Regions from separate parts of the Mus musculus genome. Here region 2 is linked to region 1. Evidence: chromatin loops called from intact Hi-C (ENCODE). Cell type or tissue: heart. All regions are shown on one strand. Links, peaks and the distances in the headings refer to the core of each region. The heading gives the core; the rest is flanking DNA.

Region 1 (10,829 bases), core at 1,734-9,733:
ATGGTGGACTCATCACTACCAGCCACCACAGAACTCCGTTAATGAGCACTCTCTTTCCACTCTCAAAGTAGAAGCAGTCTGGCCAAGGTGATATTGGTGGGACACATGGCTTCTCAGCCAGTCAAACTTTTCTCTCTCCCCTGTCCTTCTCACAAAGGAAGCACCTGATTATTCAACCTCAGATCAGATTTCTACCCTACAGCGAGGATTAGCAGGCTACTTTATCATCACCAAGAAAATGTATTCATTAAAAAGCAGCCAGATGCCCCAATCTCAACAAATGCTCACTCGAAAGTAGCCTTTGCTAAGACAAGGTGTTAGAAAGTGACATTTCCCGACCAGTTCCTACATCCTTGGTGTTCCATAGATAGAACTTCATTTGCTCCTCACGGTCTTGTGTGGTAAGTAGCATTTTTCAGGTATAGATAAAGGTACCAGAAGGATGAAGAAACCTGGCTTCTCACAGGCAGATGGTAATGACGTCAGTCTTCAACCTTAGGTCTGCCCTTTCACTGCAGGTCTCTGCACTGATGTCTTAGGGTTTTACTGCTGTGAACAGACACCGTGACCAAGGCAACTCTTGTAAAGGACAACATTTAATTGGAGACGGCTTCTAAGTTCAGAGGTTCAGTCTATTATCATCATGATGGAAGCATGGCAGCCTCCAGACAGGCATGGTATAGAAAGAGCTGAGAATCTACATTTTGATCTGAAGGCAGACAGAAGACTGACATCCTCAGGCAGCAAGGAGAAAGCTCTCAAAGCCCACTCCCACAGTGACACTCCTACCCCAATAAGTCCACAGCCACTCCAACAAGGCCACACCCACTCCAACAAGGCCACACCTCCTAATACTGCCACTCCCTGGGCCAAGCATATTCAAACCACCACAGCTGGTTAATTTTTTTTTTAAATCACGTAACCAAATTCCTGAGAAAAAGCAGCTTGAGGAATGAGAGGAATATTTTAGCCAATGGTATCTGGGGATGTAGTTCATCCTGGTGGGAAGGCTTGGCAGTACGAACTTGAGGCTACTGCTTACTTGTGTCTCAGGGACCAGGAAGCAGAGAGCAGACCTGATGCAAAAGCAGTTTTTTAAGCCCTTAAGGCCCATCCCTAATGACCTACTTCCTTCAGCAAAATTCAGCCTCCTAAGGTTCTACAGCTCCCAAAATAAGAATAGTAGGATGGGCCTTGGCCTGGGAATTACTTCCAGACTGAAGCATCCCTCTGGGGTTAGTCATGTATCTTCTTGGCCCAGAGGAAACTCTTGTACCTTTAGTTTCTCCACAGAGCAGGCATTTCCAGTCTGAAAAGTCCAGTTTAGCAACATGTTTGCAAAGACTCCTGCTACTATACTGTCCATATATTGTTACAAAAAAAAATCTCTCTGAACACAGAGTAAATAATTTTTTGGGAATTAACATTTCTTTTGCCCTGGCTTAGGTCTTCTCTCTGTGTGTGTCTTTCTTTCTCTCTTTTGTTTTTAGTAAGCTCATCTTTTGCTTTTTTAACAGTAACAAAAAATGAACTGCACTGCAATTCTGTACTATGCTGTACAAAAGGTAGCTATCATTTAACACTGAAGTACAAAGTCTTGGATTAGAGATGTTTGCTGTGGTCTTGGCACATGGACAGGCAACTTGCCAGTAACACACTCAAAAACATTTACAGACTACATGGTAACATTTGCAGTGGTTGCATCTCTTATAATGAATTAACTATGCTCCTGACCCCCAAAGCCGGCTTAGACCAAACTGATTCTGCATCTCTCAAAACTAAGGGGTTTCGACGGGAGAAGGGAGAATCTGGGTGTCATTACTGTAGATGGGGCTCACACTTGAATCTATGGAATAGCAGGCCAGGATAATGGGATGGTAGAAGTATTCTAGTAGAAAAAGAAAATTCATGGGACAGCAAGATGGCTTAGTGGAAAAAGGTGCTTGCATCTCAGTGAGTCAGCCTGAGTTTAATCTCCAAGATGCACATTGTGGAAGGAGCAAATCTACCTCTACCTACACACATAGATAAATAAATGTAAAAAAAAAGATGTGTTATTAAAAGAAAAAAATCCAAAATCCCATATACCTCTATTTCAGGTTCCCTTGCCTGTCAAGAATCTTTTGCCATTTCAGCTTTAAAATAAAGTCAAGAATAAAATGTAAAAGTTGAGATATTTCCTGACTTCTTGATATCAAGCAACAAAGGACGTTAAATCCCTCCAGATCGAAATCTGGGTGAAGAGTAGACAAGTGTCCCTACTTCCTGATCCCCCCACGGTGGGAAACCAGGGAGATGAAACTGGACTGGTGCATCCACTTCCTGTTTCAAGAGAAGTTCTCACCCATGGTGTAGTCTGGGAGACTCTCCAAATTGAAGACTTGAAGAAATTTAAGAGCAAAATAGCTAGAAACTGCGAGAGTGAGGCATGGGGAAAGAAACAGGGAGGGAGAGAAAGTAAGAGAGAGGGGAGAAGGGGAGAGGGAGAGAGAGGGTGAAGGGGAGGGGGAGAGGGGAAGGGAGAGGGAGAGGGAGAGAATGTGAAAGAATATTGATAGCTTCAGAGAATCTTCTCTGAGCTCATCAGAGAACTAACCTCTGCACTAGGATGAGGATATGCAAATGTGGAGGATTGGATGGAGCAAAGGCTGTGGACAGGACCTGTTCTCACCAGCCAGACTCAAAAACCCCATCACTCACTGCGCATGGGGCAGAGGGACACAGGAGCTCATTTCAGTTATATTAAAATAGCCTCGGGTCAAAAATTATCCAGTTCTACTCAATAAACCTTCAGAGCAAGATCTGAAAAGGTCACATGGTTTCCAGGTAGCTTAACAGGACCCTGGGAGTTAGAAAAAGGTCCAACTTTGAGGTGTAAATGTTTGAGATCTGGAAGAACACCATTATGATGTCCCTCTGTATATATGGCTATCTATCACTTGGGGGCAGGCCGAGGACAGATCTTATCTCTGCGATGCAAACCTGGAAGCTTTTGTGAACATAACAAAAGGTTAGGAAGAAATAAAAAGATAAGTAGTAGAGGAGACACAGTGGAATCTGGCTAAGGGGTGAAGGGCTTGCTCAGTGTCTGAGAGGTTGCAGGTTTAACTCACCACCACAAAAGACAAAACTCAAACCAAACCTCACCTAAGCCTATAAAAGAGGAAGAAGAAGGAGAGAACCATAGTAAATATGGTGGCCACTCTAGCTGCCAATTTTTACCCAAAGGGACACATGTTGATTTAAAGTTGTATGATAGCTATGGAAGATGAAAACAGGACATGGGATTAGGGATTTATTGTCTGTAATGAGCAATGTAGTCACTTGCTGAAGATCAAGCTATCAACACTCTTCGCTAACACTGCAAGCAACCATTTTAGGTAGTTAGTAAGCCAGTTTTAATAATCCCAGAAGCTGCCTACGTATAAATTTTGAGAACACTTGACAGTGCATTCGTCTGACAGTGCCTTCTGTATTCACTGACGTTTACAGTCCTAAAATAAAAAAGTTATTGAAAACATCTTTTTAACCTTTACCTCCTCACCGTGCATAAATCACAGTGTACCTACAAAGACTTGCTGATTTGGGAGACAAAGATGCTTTTGTGTTTGTGTCTACATTCCCAGCATGATCAAATGCTAATATCTGCTTGCATTTATATTCATGTTCTTACTGTTTGTAGGGAGATTTCTAAAGAATAAATTGGAAGATTTGCTTCACCTTGACTCCCAAGGGGGAGGGGCACAGAAACCAAAACAAAAACCAAATTTCTAGCCAAACTTTGAGATCCCCATGATGTCCACACTGTGCATGTTTGAAATCCTGAGATTTAAGAGACCTTCTATCCATTCCTGTCCTCCTAGGGACTGGGTTCACATGCCAGTGAGCTAAGCCTGACAGGAAAGGGTCCTGGGTGCCTGTTTCCAAATGACAGGACCATAGAGAAATAATCCAACACACTCATTTCCCACGAAGGAGAAACAATTCAACTCTTTTGGAGTAATTCTCTCCCTTCTCCCATCTCTGCTGTTCACAGGCGTCTTCTCTTTGCCTGTTGATTTCTTCAGGAAAGTAGACAGCCTGATGCTTGTATATCAAAATGGCTGACATTTTCCTGGGGTGGAGAAATATCATGAGCAAAGCGATAACTGACATTGAAGAAGAAGAAAACAGGTTTGGGCTGGTTAGAGGCATTTTCAACCAGAGATCTCTCTGAGTAGCTACGAGTGTTGGAAGAAACCAAGGTTGTCCAGTGCACCACGACTAGCCTTTCCTCCCATTCTATATGAATTCTTCTGCTGCGGACTGGCATTGCAGGCAAAACGATGCCACCAGAGGCAGCTTTAGTATGGCTGTCATTCTACTTTAAAGAGCAGTGGCCATTTTCCAGAGTCCTTGGCAAGTCATTAGGGGAAGTCTTACTCCTCAAATTGCCCTCAGGTCACCTCCAGCTTCCTTGTTACAATCCTAAGTGTTACTACATTGTTGCTTCTTCTTCAAGTGCTAGCTGGAGGAGCACTTTCCCTCCCTGAGGGAGTCCTCCCTCCTCCAGCGTGCTCAGTCCTGCCCTAAAGGATCCCTAAAGTTTCCACAGCTTCCTGCGCGTCCAGAGGGCCCTTTGTCCTCATCTTCCTCATTTCAGGGAATTGCAGGGTAGGAAGAGCAAGAGGAGTTGCAATTCCAGACTCACACAACCATCTTGGACTGGAAACATCCTCTAATTTGTGTTCGCTGGTCAAAAATGAAGAAGTATGGTGAAACAAAGTTCCAATTGCGTAGAGAGCGACTGCTTCAGGGATGAGAATCCCCTGAGGGTTTTACCCTGTGCTGACTCACGGCTCTAAAGCAGAGTTTCTCAATGTGTGAATTTTGACCCCTTATGTGTATGTGTGTGTGTGTGGGGGGGGGGGGGGTCACATAACAGACAGCCTGCATATCACATATTTATAGTATGATTTATAACACTAGCAAAATTACAGTTATAGAGTGCAACAAAATAATTTTTTGGTTGGGGGTTGCCACATATTGCAGCATTAGGAAAGTTGAGAGCCACCATTCTAAAGGCATGTGGTTCTTGGGGTATATGTCTGATCACCAGTCTGTGGAACTTGGTGTGTGGCAGCAAGACTGCCAGTGGGAGGACAAACCGGGAGCACAGGTGGAGGAGGACTGGTGTCAATCATTTGACTACATCCAAAACCAAGATATGATTTCTGCTGGCTAATTAGGAGAGCTATTTAGGTTGTATAGAGAAAATTCGGGCATTCAGTGTGGTGTGTGGTTCTCATGGAGACAAGACTACTACCTTTTTTTTTTTTTTTTTTTTTTTTTTTTTTAACTGGTCTCTGAAGAATTTCTGGCCACCAAGGACTGACTGAGTCCATATCTGGTCCCAACTCTTAAATAAGTATTTCATTTAATTTTTACATCAGTAAGCACAGGAGTCCAGGCAAAGTGATTTCCAAGTTCCATACTTAATCTCTTTTCACACAGATGGGAAGGCACTCTGGGGCTGCGTCTATGCACTAAACGTCTCTGAGGCCACACATTCCTGTCTCTGCTTTATCCCTGTGCTAATTGTTTAGATAGTGGGCTCCATCCTAGACACGGCTGTGCAAGCGACAGTCAGGCAGACAGGCCACCATCTTCATTAGCTACTGTGTTAACGTGGAGTAGAGCCCACAGTCTTTCTGAGCATCACTGTCCACACAGATGAAATGAAGCTGTGCAAGCCAATAAGGAAGGAGTTTTGCAAGATGTCGAACATCATGAGGTGTGTGTGTGTGTGTGTGTGTGTGTGTGTGTTTAGGGGACACAGAGGCTGCTGAGTTTATGCCAGGTCTCTGATCACTTGCACAATAAGTTGACATGTTGTTCTCACTGCTGCTCCAGCCTTGGCACACAGGGGACACAAAAGGAAAATCATGGCTTAGAGAATAAAATGCTAGCCAAAGGGACTTCTTATTCTTGTGAGTTTTTAGGGGCATTTCAAACGAGGGAGGCTAGAGCGCGGAAGACCTGCCTCTCACCGTCCAGATTCTGGCAGAAGGGGACAGGGAAAAGCATGGTCGAGGCCCTGCATCTTGGTTACACACACTGGCTGAGGCCCCTGTGATCTGAACCTGCTAGGGCGCAGGCGGGGTGTAGGAAACCAGAGGCCCCGGCAGAGGGCGCCGGGTACCTGCTGAGAGTGCGGCACCGTGTTTGGGGTGCTTGTGGGGCGCGGGTCACGGGCTGCACTCGTGAGTTGACCGCAGAAGCGCCTTGGCGGGCGGAGCGCGGAGAGCAGAGCGAGCGGCACAGGAGAGGGCGCAGGGTTGGCGGAGTCGGGGAGCGTGGTCTCCCAGATCGGTGAGCACTCTCGTCCTGGGGCTTCCCGTACCCCTGCTGCGGGGCACTCAGTGACAACTCAGCGACGTGGGCAGTGTCCAGGACTAGCAGGGCGTGGGTGTGGGTAGGGTCAGCTCTGACCCCGAGCTTTGGGTGGAACTTGGAGTTGACCCGGAGAGGCGCTGAACGAGAGTTTGGTTTACTTGATTTGAGCATCAGGATTTGTTCCTCAGGTTCTGTCTTGTGCCAGGGTCCCCCGGGGAGGGGTGGGGGGATCAGGTAGCCAGAGAGGGCACAGCGATTAGGTAGGCGTCCCACACCCCTGCTCCAGCTGTGCCTTCAGTGAACCACGTGTGGCTGTCGCCCGCCACTCTGCCTGTCAAGCTCAGCCCACCACCGGGGCCGGGAGGGGACGCGGAGGCGGGGTGGGCTGTGCCCCGCTGGAACCCAGCCGGCCGGTGCCCTCGCTCGCTCGAGCTGTTGTGCTTGCCTGGAGCTCCTGCCACTGCTGACAGGGAGCGAGCGGGTGGCTCCCCAAGGAGGCTCAGGGTCCTGCCCTAAGAACGAGGAGCCAAAGGGGTGCCCAGAGCTGGGCTTCCTCAGACAGGACAGAAGCTGTTCCAGTCCTGGAGGTTCCTCTCCCAAGGAAGCTCCGAGAACCCTCCTGGGGGCGGGGGCAGCAATCTGTAGGTGGGCAAGGTAGCAGGAGGGGCGCCGCTTCCCTGGCACCTGGCCTGGGATTCCTTTCCCAAATCCATCCCAGAGATTTTTCTGCATGAGGAGGGGGAACACTTGCTCTGCTGGAGGGACTCGTTGAGTCCAGGGGTTTTGGGAGAAGTGACTCTAAAGCAAGGTAGGTGGTCTTGATGGACTTGTCCAGGGGGTGATGGGCTGAGATTTTGTGTAGCCAAATAGGAGGTCTGCACAGAGTATTGGTGAACGACTTTGTGTTTCCCTTTGCTTTTTAGGGCATTTGGAGAGATGTGGCACCAGGGGCTTGAAGGAGAAATGCATGTATTTTAGGCTGTGTCTCAGAAGAAGAGGCAGCATCCCCGAAAAGTGACTGAGATTGACCAGGAAGAGGCCCCAGACTCTTAGAGTATGCTTAAAAGCCTATGCATTCCTTGGGGAATCTAGGGACCAGCGGATGCCAGGGAACAGCGACCTGGAGCACTGAACCCAGAAGACAGGTGGAAAGCAAGCGGCTCTTCTTCCTGGTATGGCTTGGATTGCTATGGAGATGCTCCTGATGGAACACCATTGTGCTTTTGTCCAGACAGCAACTGGGGCTGGAGAAGGGGCTGGGTGGTGAGTGATTGGGGGAAGTCTGGCTAAGCCTGGCCAAGAACGTGAGGGCTAAGCCACCGGAAGTGCTTTCCTTCTGGAAGATGGCTCCTAACACTTCTACCATGGATGAGACTGGCCTGCCAGTGGAGAGGGACTTCTCCTTTCGCATCCTCACAGCCTGTTTTCTGTCCCTGCTTATCCTGTCCACTCTCTTAGGGAATACCCTTGTCTGTGCCGCTGTCATCAGGTTTCGACACCTGCGGTCCAAGGTGACCAACTTCTTTGTCATCTCTTTAGCTGTGTCAGATCTCTTGGTGGCTGTCTTGGTCATGCCCTGGAAAGCTGTGGCTGAGATTGCTGGCTTTTGGCCCTTTGGGTCCTTTTGTAACATTTGGGTAGCCTTTGACATCATGTGCTCCACGGCATCCATCCTTAACCTCTGTGTGATCAGCGTGGACAGGTATTGGGCTATCTCCAGCCCTTTCCAGTATGAGAGGAAGATGACTCCGAAGGCAGCCTTCATCCTGATTAGCGTAGCATGGACTTTGTCTGTTCTCATATCCTTCATTCCAGTGCAGCTAAGCTGGCACAAGGCAAAACCTACATGGCCCTTGGATGGCAATTTTACTTCCCTGGAAGATGCCGAGGATGACAACTGTGACACGAGGTTGAGCAGGACATACGCCATTTCATCCTCCCTCATAAGCTTTTACATCCCCGTAGCCATTATGATCGTCACTTACACCAGTATCTACAGGATTGCCCAGAAGCAAATCCGGCGCATCTCAGCTTTGGAGAGGGCAGCAGTCCATGCCAAGAACTGCCAGACCACCACAGGTAATGGAAACCCTGTCGAATGCTCTCAATCAGAAAGTTCCTTTAAGATGTCCTTTAAGAGGGAGACTAAAGTCCTGAAGACACTGTCTGTGATCATGGGGGTATTCGTGTGCTGCTGGCTCCCTTTCTTCATTTCGAACTGTATGGTGCCCTTCTGTGGCTCTGAGGAGACCCAGCCATTCTGCATTGATTCCATCACCTTCGATGTATTTGTGTGGTTTGGCTGGGCGAATTCCTCCCTGAACCCCATTATTTATGCTTTTAATGCCGATTTTCAGAAGGCATTCTCGACCCTCTTAGGATGCTATAGACTCTGCCCTACAACGAATAATGCCATAGAGACTGTAAGCATCAACAACAACGGGGCTGTGATGTTTTCCAGCCACCATGAGCCCCGAGGCTCCATCTCCAAGGACTGTAATCTGGTTTACCTGATCCCTCATGCTGTGGGCTCCTCTGAGGACCTGAAGAGGGAGGAGGCCGGTGGCATACCTAAGCCACTGGAGAAGCTGTCCCCGGCCTTATCGGTCATATTGGACTATGACACCGATGTCTCTCTAGAAAAGATCCAACCCGTTACCCACAGCGGACAGCATTCAACCTGAATATTGGGTTCTCATCTCTGAAGCTATGAGTTCCCTAGGGCTTGCTGTTAAGAAATTAACACGAGACCCCTCTGCTGCTTTTGGACAGTTACAGAACTTCTCCAACTCACTGACTCCAGTGTATTCTCTAGCCACAAGGGAAATGACTTAGGCTCTGAAATCCTTTTTGAAGCATTATCTTAGGACACTCTATATATATATATTTAAAAAAATAATAGGGCCAAAAGTCAACTGTAAACAGCTTCACTTAAAAATCAAACTTTCCAGGAAGGAAGTGTGAGAGTTGTTTGCTGTATCCAAACAGGTGCTAAAACTGTCCAAGCAGTTTTCAGATTGTAAAGGTAGGTGCATGCCTTTGTTAATTAACTTCTCTGACAATAATTGAGCCTTACAGCAAGAGTGGGATTTCTTTTTTTTTTTTCTTTCTCAGAATTGACAGATGCATTGTTGATAATGGTTTTATTTATTTATTTATTTATTTATTTATTTATTTATTGTATTATATGGATATTTTAAATTTATCATAGTGAACCTATATTTAGCTTATTTAATAGACCGAACCAATGTTAAATCAGAGACTGAACTGTCCATTGTACTAGCACTTCATGAGCCAATGAAACAGTACACATAGACTCTGAGATTCTGAGCTGGGAATGACTTCTGGGAAGGCAGCAAAGGCTGATGTGGTGGTTCCTTAACTCAACACAGACACAAATAAACACAAGGTAAGAAGTGACTAACACTACCAATGCTCTGCCCCTAAAAATATTTTGGAAAGATATGTTTTTTAAAAAAGAAGCTACTATTGTGTTCTGAATGTTTTAAATGGCAGAGGCTTTCCCCGAGGCAAATTTGCACTTCTGTAAATATCTCTGTAAAAGCCAGCTCAAGAAGAAATCCAACTTTAGATTTCTGTCTGAATGTCGAGGAAGAGCATATGCCACTTTGTATTTATGTAAAATAATTGGCCCTCCCTGTCATTTCTCATTTCATGCTTGAAATGGCTTTCTGAAACAAACAAATGACTGTCCAGGATTAAGATGTGCATCGAGGTGAATGAGCTGTAAAGTCACAGGTCACAGCAGCCCCTCCGATAGTTGGGCTCATCGCTGGTTCTTCATCTGCCCAGGTCTAACCAAGCCGGCTGCTCAAGGGGCTACTTTTGTAGTGCTTTAATCCGAATTTAGTATCCTCTCTTAAAAAAAAAAAAAAAAGCTCTTTAATGTTAGTGGTAAACTAGCTAATGAGCTGTGCCTCATCGTGGAAGTATACACTTCTGTTGTTGGTGGGGGGAATAGAAGAACCCCTTCCCGGTGTGTGTTGAGCATCACAAAGCCATCAGCATCACTAGTCACAAATGCTACTTTTTTTCCTCCCTGTGGTTTTGAATCTAGTTTCCAAGTCATAGCCTGGACTGCAAAAAGTACCATCAAGTCCCCTCGGGTGGGGGTATTGCAACAGTGTTTCTTTTGTTGTTTGAAATGTTTACAAGGTGTTCTTTGGAAGCAGCTGCAACATGTGGATAGAACTGAAGGAAGGGCTGACTGGCTTGCTAACAGTATCTCCTGCAGGGGTCTGTGTTACGTACTTTGAATGTTTTCTCAGCTCTACCGCTTGTATGCTTTCTTACATAAAATAAAATTATTTTGTGAATTCAAATCAACCCCAAATGGAGCTCTGTTGCATTTGTTAAACCCATTTTAAAAGCTAGACTGCTTCAGGTAGACAGCTAAGAAAATGGGGAGAGCATCTTTGGATATTCACTCCTCT
Region 2 (10,829 bases), core at 901-8,900, 270 kb after region 1:
ATGGAGACTAGGGCCACAGGAGACCTCTCCTTGTTTTTATTGCCAAATATAGATTTTTAAACAAAGTCTTAGTCTGGGAATCTTTCAAAATTGGCAAAGATGAATAGTACAGCTTTTTTTTTTTTCCAGAAACATGGACTCATTTTTTTTTGGAACAGTAAAACCAAAATAGGGTAATAGCTGCACCGAAATTCACAAGCAGATGGGTGGGGACATAAATGACAAGGGTTCATCTCAGTCCCCCCACAATTGATCAGTTCCAGCACAACCCAGTTTTTATTATGTTCCCAGATGGATTATACCTTTATAAAGTTTGATTTTTTTTTTTTAGCAAATTGTACACTATGTATTTCTGGGGATTTCTTCGTTTGGCAGGGTGGGGCTAGAAAGTTATGAGAGACCTAGGAGGAATGGCACACACAAAGGTTGTCCCCAAGAGGGACATGGAGAAGAACATGAGTCTGCAAGGCTCCTTGGGCATGGCCCTCCCAACAACTCGTCTTGGGAAAGGGTATGACTGACCCTCCTTCGGCCTGACCCCTTTGGCTGACCCTCTCTTCTCTTTGCTCTTTCTCCCACCAAGGGGATTTCCTGAGCACCTCTTAGCCTCTGCCTTTTATCCATATACTTCTTCCTCTTCAAGGACCCCACCACCTTGTTCTAGTCTTCCTATCTACATACATGTCATGCGTCAGCTTTCTCAGGTCACATAGGAACTCATCGCACATCCCTCGGTGATGGAGATGTGCCCCGAGAAAAGAGCTACTGGGTGCTGCCATTATTGTGTGAACAACATAGAGTGTGTTTACATGTGTGCACCAAGATTGAGTAGGTCAGCCACGCAAGGTACCCTCTTGCACCATGAAAAGATACAGCGAATGTAATATATACCCAGTGTGTAACGCAGTGTGCTGTTGACTTAATAAGCAAAAGGCATGAGTTTTGAAATGATAATCGAGCTGTAATACAATAAGCACACAAACCAGAGTCACAGTCCTTTGTTCCCATTGCCACATGTACACTAAGCGTGATCCGGTGTGCTACATCTTGCTGGAGTGGCCACAGGGGGTTGCCTTGCCACAAAAAGGCAAGGGATGCATCTTGCCATGGCACAGGAGCCAAGTCTGCACTAGGCAATGCAAAGTACTTTTCCACTCCATTATAACCGTGGGAAACTAACACAGACTGTGGTCTCTCTTCAGCTGAAACTGTACATCATGTGACTGTTCCTGCCTGGGGCTTACACAACAGAAATTGATTTTCACACAGTTCTGGGGACTGCGTGGGCAGGCTCCGTTTCTCCTGAAGCCTCTCTCTGCCCTGCCAAGACCCACCTTTTCCCATGTCTTCTCATGGCCGGTCCTTACTCAGTGCATCTGGGTCCTGTTGACTCTTCCTCCTCTTACAGGGACAGTGATCTCCTCCAAGAGATTCTAACTCCATCACTTCTTCTACTCAGGTGAGTGAGGGAGTAGGGAGATGTTTGTGGGAGGATAAATGAAAACATTATCTAGGTTATCAGCAAGTTCTATACTATGGAAACCATTGTTCACAACAATGGATTGCATACTTGAGAATGGCAAAGAAAATGGATCCGAATGCCCTCGTCTCTCACACAGCCCTATAGATAATAACTGTGTAGGGCTATGCATGTGTTGTACTACTTAATTTATTTCATTTATGCTTATACATATGGAAAAATATATATGAAAATAACATGTTTTCCAACAAATGGCAGGTACTCTGGCTTTATATATAGAACTTCTGTCAAGTGTGAGTTATTTCATGCGCGAACCTTGGTGAGAATAACAAAAGGCTTTAACACTTACCTTATACATGTAAAGTTTGTCTCCACTGTGTGTTGTCACATGGTGTCTTTAAATGCTTTCCCTGCAAGGCTTGAACACACAGGGTTTCTCTTCAGCATGGATCCTTCTTTATATTTGAACACATCTATGATTCCCACAGCTATGAGCCCACCACCCCCAGAGGTAGTGGAAGAGAAAAGTTATTAGGACATGGGGGAAATAGACCTGTTTAGAAATAGTTCTTTGGGGCAAGTGCATTCTTTGTTGTCAGGATATCGACAGTTCATCCCAGTAGCAAACACCAATTATGAACCAGCAGCTTTGGTCCAGTCCTCTCGGCAGACACCCCACATGAACCTGCAAGGGCAGTTCAATCCAGAAGAAACCACAAGGCTTGCCAACCAGCTGGGGTCTGTGGAAGCAGCAAGAAGCTGCAGGAATCTCATGAGAAGTTCTTTGGTGAGTTTCTCTCTATGGCATCATCACAAGTGAAGCTCAGCAAAGCAGTGTAAGGCACACCAATACATGTGTGTCATCCGTGAAGAACAGTGAGGCTGAGCAAAGCAAACCAATGCTCCCACTGTCTGTGAGGTCATATTTCTATCCCTTCTGAATATCATGCATCCTTTCACATGTCTGCTCTAGCAAAACATCCTTTCACCTGTGTGCCCCAGCAAAACATCATTCGACATAACTGGCTTTCCAAAGCAAAGAAAGAAAGAAAGAAAGAAAGAAAGAAAGAAAGAAAGAAACAAACAAACAAACAAACAAACAAACAAACAGTAGTTTCCATTTCACTGAAGGGTTTTCCACATTGATAGAGTTTCTGTTCTCCAGTATGTGAGTCCTCACATGCTCCAGGAACCAGGGGAGATGGGGACTGAAGGCTTTGCCACACTCCCCACATGTGCACATTGTCTTTATGTACCTCACACACTCACAAGTTCTTGACCTGTTAGAGCCGCAATGTACAGCATTCTATGGAATTTTTAGTCATTTTCAATGGTTTTATTTATTTATTTATATAATGACGAGCTTTCAGAACATTTCCTATATCACGTTGTCATAGATAAAGTATCCTGTCTTCTGATAAGGACACCCAGCAAAACCCTTTTCTCCATTGTGAAGTTGACATCCACATCCTCAAAGGTTATGGATTCCATTTCTGCTTCCAGGGCTCCTTTTTGTACCCACAGCTGCGCCTGGGGCCAGGGTGACAAAAGTACAGAACAGAACTGTCCTAGGGACACACCCAACCATCGAGCCAGTCCTACACATATGCTAAAGCATACAATGAATCACTGAGTACTCTAGTCACCTCTTTATGCTACAGAACATTAGAAATGAGCCCTCCAATAAAACAATAGCAATTTCTGTGTTCAAAAACTCACGTGTTTAGTAGTTCTTTCCCCCTGCCCTCCTCAGCTCTAATAACGTCTATTCTATTGCTTGCTTTTGTGGAATCAATTTTTCTTCTTAGCTTTTGCACATGTGTAGAAACATGTACTGTCCTGGGTGGCTTCTCACTTGGTGTAATGTCTTATAGTTCCATTCATGTTGCCAAAAAAAAATGACAGGATTTTGTTCTTCTCATGTCTGGATAATATTCAGTTATGTGCTGATGCCACATTTTCTTTATCTATTCATACGTCGCTCACAAGACACTTTGGATAGATGCCATACCTTGACTATTACTAATAGTGCTGCTATTGATGTGAGAGTGTAGGCATGTCTTCAACAAACTGATTCACTTTTATCAAAACATTTGAATTCTTAATTCATAGGCTTGCAGTCTGCCAGCTCCATCCGAACAAACGTATATGTGTGTCTTGGGGACTTTTAAATCTGTGGTTTATTCAAGTCTGCTTTATCAACATCAAAAACAGTAATTGTTGACTTCAAGAAAAATCACTTACCATTTGGGGGCAAAGAGTTGCTAAGCTTGCCAGTGAATATAACCGAGATCTCTTCCCATAACCATCCCTGAAGTCTTATGTTAACCTTTAGGTGTGATCTAAGCTTTCCCCAAACATCATCAGGAGCTTCCATTGCCATTGTGAACTGGATTCTACACGTGACTAAAGCCAGTGTTTGCTATAGGATGTAGGGTAGGAGCAGGACATCTGTTTAAAGACTAGGGATGCTCTGATTTAGAAAACAGGATAAATCCTAAAACACACAACCTAGAAGAACATAAAAAGCACGGGACGTCCAGGGCTTTCTGAGAGACCGGACATCATGTCACTCAATAGGCACAGAGGATGCTGATGGTGAAGAGCAGAGGTATCTTAGGCAAAGCTCTGGGACAGGGCAGAAACCTGGAAACCTGAAACCATCCACTTTGCGCCATCATCCATAAAACAAGCGGCAATGTTGAGAGTGAGGTGGGACCTCCACACTCCTGAAATTGTCAAGATCAATCCCAGAAATTCTTCACAGCACAAGGGTGAAATCTTGAAGTGAAACCCTTCGTTCAAATCCCAGCAGTGGTTGCAAGTTTTGTGACTTTGGCTGAGTGATGGGCCACTTAAATTTTGCTTCCATCATTTATAAAATGGGGAGACGATTAGCTTCCTTACAACTGTGATGATCCGTCACATGACAGGATAAAGGGAAAGAAAACTTCTCACTGTCTGGCTACACATGGTGGCCACAGGGGACAAGTTGAGATGATGGAGATGCCCAGATTTCTGGTGCACATAAAATCAAACTCCAAATAGTGACCAGCATTACCCAACCCTTGCCTCCGTCCCCATTTCCTTTCCCACAATTCTGCTGTCACTTTTAGACCTACGTCGATTCCTCCATCCTCCATTCATCTGCAAGACCTTTGTATATTATCTTCATTCCTCATAGACTCCCACCTCACCAAATCAATGCCTTACCAGGAAAATCAGGTCCCTGGGGGTAATATTCTGTCAAGGCACTTGTAGCCTTTTCTCCCACAATCTGTATTCTGGGTTGCAATTGTCATCTACCCAGTTGCTATTTAGTGTTAATAACCCCCATTAGGATGCAAGGTTTCCATGAGAGGAAAATATGGTTCACTGATACATCCCTAACACCTTGTACAGTGCCTGGGCAAATGTTCTTAAATATTTGGCAGATCAGTAGAAGAAAAGACAAATATATGGGTGAATAGGTGCATGCATACATGGGGAGAGGCCCTTTGGTGTTATTTTAATCACATAATACCAAATTTTGGTTGAAGGATGAACTCCTACTTCTAATAAGGGTGTGGTGGTTTGGAAGCATAAAAAGTCTCTTTTGCAGGGCTGGAGCATTGGCTCAGTTGAGAGCATTTTGTCACTCTTGCAGAGAACCCGGGTTCAGTTCCTGACACACACGTGGTAGCTCAAAACCATCTGAAACTTCAGTTCCAGGGGATCCGACTCTCCTGACTTCTGCAGGCCTCAGGCACTATACACAGACTGTCATCTCTTCCACCATGAGAGTAGAAACTGGCCCTTAGGCTCCTTAGAACCGGGCTATTGCTGAGTCCTTGGCTTTACAACTGCCCCACCTACTGGTCAAAGTGTGTATTTCACAAGGGATGGGAGAAGCAGGAAGCAGGAGCTGAGCAAGACAAGGTGGCTTTGAGAGGATCCTTCCCTCTGCTCCTGCATCCCTCCATGAGCAGACTTTACAGGAGCACTGCCACACGCTGCTGCAAAGTGCTTATTAAACGGGAATCCACATCTTTAGAAAAGTAATCAGGATTCTGGAAATTATCGTTTGCTGAGTTACTAATTAACTCAGTGCCAAGGTTGGGTATCTCACTTTAAAAGCTGATGTGCACACCACGTGCTGAGTCTAAGTGTACATCCTGGATATATATGTATTCTTGGAGACCAAATTGTTGGTTCAATGGCCATGTTCAGCAATTTTTAAAACGCAATTACAGTATGCCTGCTTTCTGTGGGCCTCGGGCCACACAGCCGCCTCCTCTCCCAGTTATAAATCTCTGTAACCTCTCACATGTGGCAGCTGGGTGCTTGCCTATGAGAACATAAAGGATGTAGGGAAGGATGGGAGGACTTGAAGCCAGGGAGGGGAATGAGGTCAGTGGCTCCCTGTTTGGCTCCTGGTTCATCACATCTGATCTCTGTGATCTCTGATGGGCAATGCCATCTCCCTGAGATGCATTCCTTTCAAATACAAAAAGGAAAGTCAATGACATCAGAAGGGATACTAGCCTCATCTTACTCAGTGATGTAAAGGGAGCAGTCAGCCGCTCCCTGCCTGGAGTTAGTACAGGACTCAGTACCCACTCCTAGTCTACTGTCCCAAACACCCAAGGCCAGGCTCTGTGCACTCACTAGGTATACTGGAAAACTACCTGCAGAACGTGAGCAGATACTGTGTGTTATTTTCAAAATACCAGGTGCCTTCTTGTCAGTCACTGTCAGCCATCACGACTGACCTCTGCTGCCTGAAGCTCCCACCAGCACCACCAGCACCTGCCAACATCTGTACCCCCAGCATCTGCACCTCCCAGCATCTGCACCTCCCAGCATCAGTACTGCCAACATCTGCACCTGTCAGGATCTGCACCCATGCCCACCTCAGGACAAATCTAGAGACTCAAATCCTTTTGATAGCTTTGCTTTGCTTTGTTTAACACCTGTCTAAGGAGAGATGAAAGAATCCTCTTTACAATTAGACCAAAAACTGGGGATGGAGAGGGGGTGGGGTGTTACATACCTTGAAAGCTTTACATTCTGCTTAAAACATTATATCCTCATGTTTAAAAAATCTACACATGAGTTGGACTCTTAGCTTGTTTAAGTTGCTAAATGAGGCCTGGACTAGCAGCCTGCTCTTTGACTCTTTGGGAACAGTAGACTTCATTGGAAAGACCCAGATACTTCACATCCTGTTTCATCTTAGCTCTGTCTCTAGCTTATATTCTCTACCCATTTCGTGCCTTACTCTCCTTGCTTCTCTGATGTCATTTAGAGTCACGCTAGCCAACTGTGAAGTGGGGGAGGGAGCACTGCCTGTTTTTACCCACGGGTCCCTAACGTGCTTTCCTGGTGCACTTTCTGCCTCTGTGCTTGCTGGGGACGCTCACGCATCTGCACACTCTTCTGCTCTTTTCTCCATTCTGTCCATCAGGCATTTGCAACATCCTACTATGCACTTGTTTATGGGGCAAACTCTGGGGGCTCTCCAGACGAGTAAGACGCAGAGGGGAGGCAAGAGGAGGAGAGCTTTTGATAAGACACTCAAGGGCTTTTTGTCTGGCCTTCGCCATTCTCCAGCTGTAGGACCTTGGCTTGTGTAACAAGCCCGAGATGGGATTTGCTTATCCCTAGGCTACAAATCTATTGCTGGCATTTAAAATTACTATGTATCTGGTGTTACTTGAGCACAGTGTTAGATATGTAACTTTGTTACAGCATCTGCCCTCCCAGCTCTCTACACCTAGCAGCCATCCCTCAGCATCCACCGGGCTTGATTTCAGGACTCCATCTGACCCTGAACTTTGAGAATAGTTACATAAAGTGGCATCCTATTTGCCTATAACCTGTACGATGTTCTCCTGTATCCTCATTGAAACCATACTTGTCCTACGAAAAAGCCCCAACACACATTGTTTTAGTGACTTTTTCATGGTTGCCCCCAAACATCTGACAAGAAGGAGGTAATCGAAGGAAGACTGACCTTGGCTGATGGGTTTGTGGACAGGGAGGTGTGGGGATGCCACCTCCTGACTGTGGTGGGTGCTCCGGGCATGGCTTCCTTGCATCTTTACAGACCAAGAAGAAAGCTCCACCAGAAGTGGGTCTGGGCTTTAACCATCAAGTTCCTTTCCTACCAGTAACCACTTCCCCACCCCAAACAGCTCCCCAAACACCAATTTGGGAAAAGAGTTCTGAGAATAGCTCATTTTCAGGTGGTAACAAGCACAAATGCAATCCTGGAGGTTGTTAAAGAGTTTTAGTTAGAGAATGACAACAAGAACTAATCTCGGTATTAACACATTTTTTTCTAGATATTTCAAAACAGAATTGTTGAAGATGCTGGACTAGTGTATCTAGGAAGCTGACCACACACCTTAAGAATATCATGTCCATTAAGGGATGAGCCTCGGACAGCACGATGCTCCACAAAGTATTCTTTATTAACGTGAGGTGGGTTGGGGAGTCGGATCAAAGCCAAAGAGGACAGGCTAGAATGTTGTGACTCATTTCCATGTGTGCATGTGCTATGCATGTGTGTGTGTGAATGTTCACATGTATGTGTCTCTACATGTGCATGCATGTGCATGTGTGTGCATGCATGTGCTCATACATCTCTGTGTGCATGTGAGTGTGTGTGTGTGCGCTCACGTGTGTGTGTGTATGTGTGTGTATGTGTGTGTGTGTGTGTGTGTGTGTGTATGTACGTGAGTGTAGAGCCTTAGAGTTGGTGTCTGTGTCTTCCTTGATCAGACTCCACTTTATTCAGGGACAGGGTCTCTCACTGAACATGAAGCCTTCCATCTCTGGTTTAGGTAGCCAGCTGGTCCGAGGAATACCCCGTCTGTGCCTCCTGGGTGCTACCACTGCAGGCAGCCACCATGCCTGCCCAGCTTTTATGTGGGTTCTGGAGATCTGAACTCCTCACCCTTGTGTGACAACTGCTTATCCACTAAGCCATCTGTCAGGCCCCCAGATAGCTGTGTTTGGGTATGAGGTGTGGAAGACGGGAGGGCTCTCCATGGATGTCTGAAGGGCTGAGTACAGGTCCCAGATGGGTGCTGCCTGTGTCCTGGACTACCTGCCCTTGGGGGTTGCAGGCGAGGTGACATGGAATCAATGACACAGACTCTAGGAACAGATGAGAAAGGCTGCAGCAAGCGCTCTGAGCACTTGAGCTTCCATTGGTCCCAAGAAAGCATCTCTTCTAAACGGCAGTTCCCAATTGGCTGACATTGTCTGCATCAGAAATCCTTGGTCTCTCAGGCAGTCCTCAATTAGGTCCTCCTGCAGGAGATGCTTTTGCAGCTGGGTGGCCCCGACCATTCCTGCTACAGATGGGGATTCTAGGGTCTTGCTGATGAGCGGATTGTTTTCTTTGTTGCTGGTTACTGTTGTCATTTTGTTTTGTTTTGTTTTGTTTTGTTTTGTTTTGTTTTGTTTTGTAATTGTCAACTTGACCCAAGCTAGAAAGAGGGAACCCCAGTTGGAAAACCACCTCCATCAGCAGGTCCTGTAAACAGGCCTGTGGGAGCATTTTCTTAATTAATGATTGCTATGGAAAGGCCCAGCTCTCCCCTGAGCTGATGGTCTTGGAAGGTGTAAGAGAGCAGGCTGAAGAAGTCATGGGGAGCAAGCCAGTAAGCAGCACCACTCCATGGCCTCCGCACCAGCTCCCGCCTACAGGTTCCTACTTTAGTCCCTGCCCTGACTTCCTTTCATCATGAACTGACTAGAAGCTATAAGCTGAAATAAACCCTTTCCCCCTTATCTGTCAAGAACAGTGTTTATTACAACACTGGTGAGCAAGGGCAGAAGAGTCTCATGCAATGAGGGAAGAACTGGGCCACCTGTGGGGTGTGGAGGGAGGGGCTCAGTGCAGGGTCTCAGATGGTGGCCTTCAGGCATCCAGGGGGGCCATGTTTGGCATGATTCTGATGGCTGGGAATGCTTGAGGTTTATTAGGAAAGCAAACACCAAAAGACATTTTAAAAAAATCATATCAGTTTCCATATAATGCTAAACAATGTGTTCCTGATTGCGGGGCTAAGATCTTTCAGATTTTCTAGTGTAACCAGGAGACCCCCTGGGAGCCAGAATGAGTTCTCCTTGGTGATCTACCCAGATTATTGTCTGGTGTAGCCAGACCCAGGCCTCTACCGCCATCTACTGTGCAGGTCCTGTTACAAACATTGTTTAGTTTGGCAAGAGACACTGTGCTTCAAAGGGTACCTTAAACCTGAAGGCCAGGCCTTTCTTTCTTCCCCAGAGCACCACAGTATGACACAGCCGTGCATTGCTTAGCAGTGGAAAGCCATCCTCAGGAAGCCATCATTAGGGGCTTTACCGTGGAACTATGACAGCACTTAGGCCTAGCAAGCTACCCATGTAAACTGTGCAGTCTGTTATGTGGGCAAAGCCTGGCGCTCCTGGGTCAGTGGTGAACTAAACCACTTATGACCAAGCCAAGCAGGAGAGAAAATGGTATAATCGAAAGTCATTGAAAACAACAGAGGTGTGAAGCCACTGCTCTTATATCATTTGACTATAAACTTTGTTTTTTAATAAGTGAAAGGAATTTAAAAAATAACACTCTAAGACAGCAATAGAAAATATAATCAGTACATGAACTAGTGACCCTGTCCCTCGGTGCTAAGTATCATGTACTGTCTATAATTGTGCTTGGTGTATTTACAATTGGTTGCTCACTAGATTTGTTTACATTAGTGTTGCCATAGAAACGGCCACCATATACATAGTTCATTACTGACCAATATCTTTACAGCGCTCATGACTATTCATTCAGTTTCAGCAGAAAGCCATGCTTCAAAACAGGAAAGCATCATGCTTAAGGCTACAGGGCGTGGGGATGTTTCTGGTCTCAATTCTATGTAACTCTCAAGTCCTTCATCCCACTTAATGCCATTATGAATTGAAGAACCCGGGCTATCACATCCACCGCCTGCCTTCTCCATTCCTGGTCCAGCTACTTCCTCCTGAACGTCACCTGTCCTGAGTCATTGCCCATCTGTTTGCTTCCTCGCCCAACGTCTCCGCATCCCCACCGATCCCCATTTCATCTTCTTAGGGATGACACCTGGAAGCTGAGTGGGTGATGGAAGCCTAATTCTGGAGAGAAGAGAACAGCAAAGAAGACAGGAGGGTGATAGAGTGAGGATGACAAGCCCTTGCAGGGTTGACAAGGTTTGCTCAGAGATAGAAACACCCAGTTGCTATGATTTTAGAAATGGCAACAATTATCTCTGATTTTAGAGTTGCTACAATTGTCTCCGCTTTTTCTTAGGCGATGAGAAAACAAGAAGTAATTTCCCATGTT

What was found. Peaks named below come from ENCODE experiments on the same cell type or tissue, not always from the same donor. Only the 100,000 strongest peaks of a DNase experiment are listed, where the experiment ranks them.
Region 2: a loop joins it to region 1, with 5 times the contacts of the local background. A loop is called at or near these places in 36 of 42 quality-filtered maps.

Annotation. Positions count from the first base shown.
Region 1 is chr13:54,051,083-54,061,911 of GRCm38, reverse strand. Drd1 (dopamine receptor D1) reads left to right here and starts at 6,254. Exons shown (of 2, transcript NM_010076.3): 1 at 6,254-6,351; 2 at 7,299-10,729. The coding sequence starts at 7,719. The coding sequence ends at 9,059. In heart, for the core only: a CTCF peak has its summit at 6,155 (motif pointing right); a DNase peak (open chromatin) is centred at 6,161; H3K4me3 peaks cover 1,241 bases; H3K27ac peaks cover 936 bases; H3K27me3 peaks cover 3,341 bases.
Region 2 is chr13:53,778,175-53,789,003 of GRCm38, reverse strand. Gm34439 (a long non-coding RNA gene) reads left to right here and starts at 1,280. Exons shown (of 4, transcript XR_382405.3): 1 at 1,280-1,459. In heart, for the core only: a CTCF peak has its summit at 5,340 (motif pointing left); a DNase peak (open chromatin) is centred at 5,323; H3K27me3 peaks cover 1,199 bases.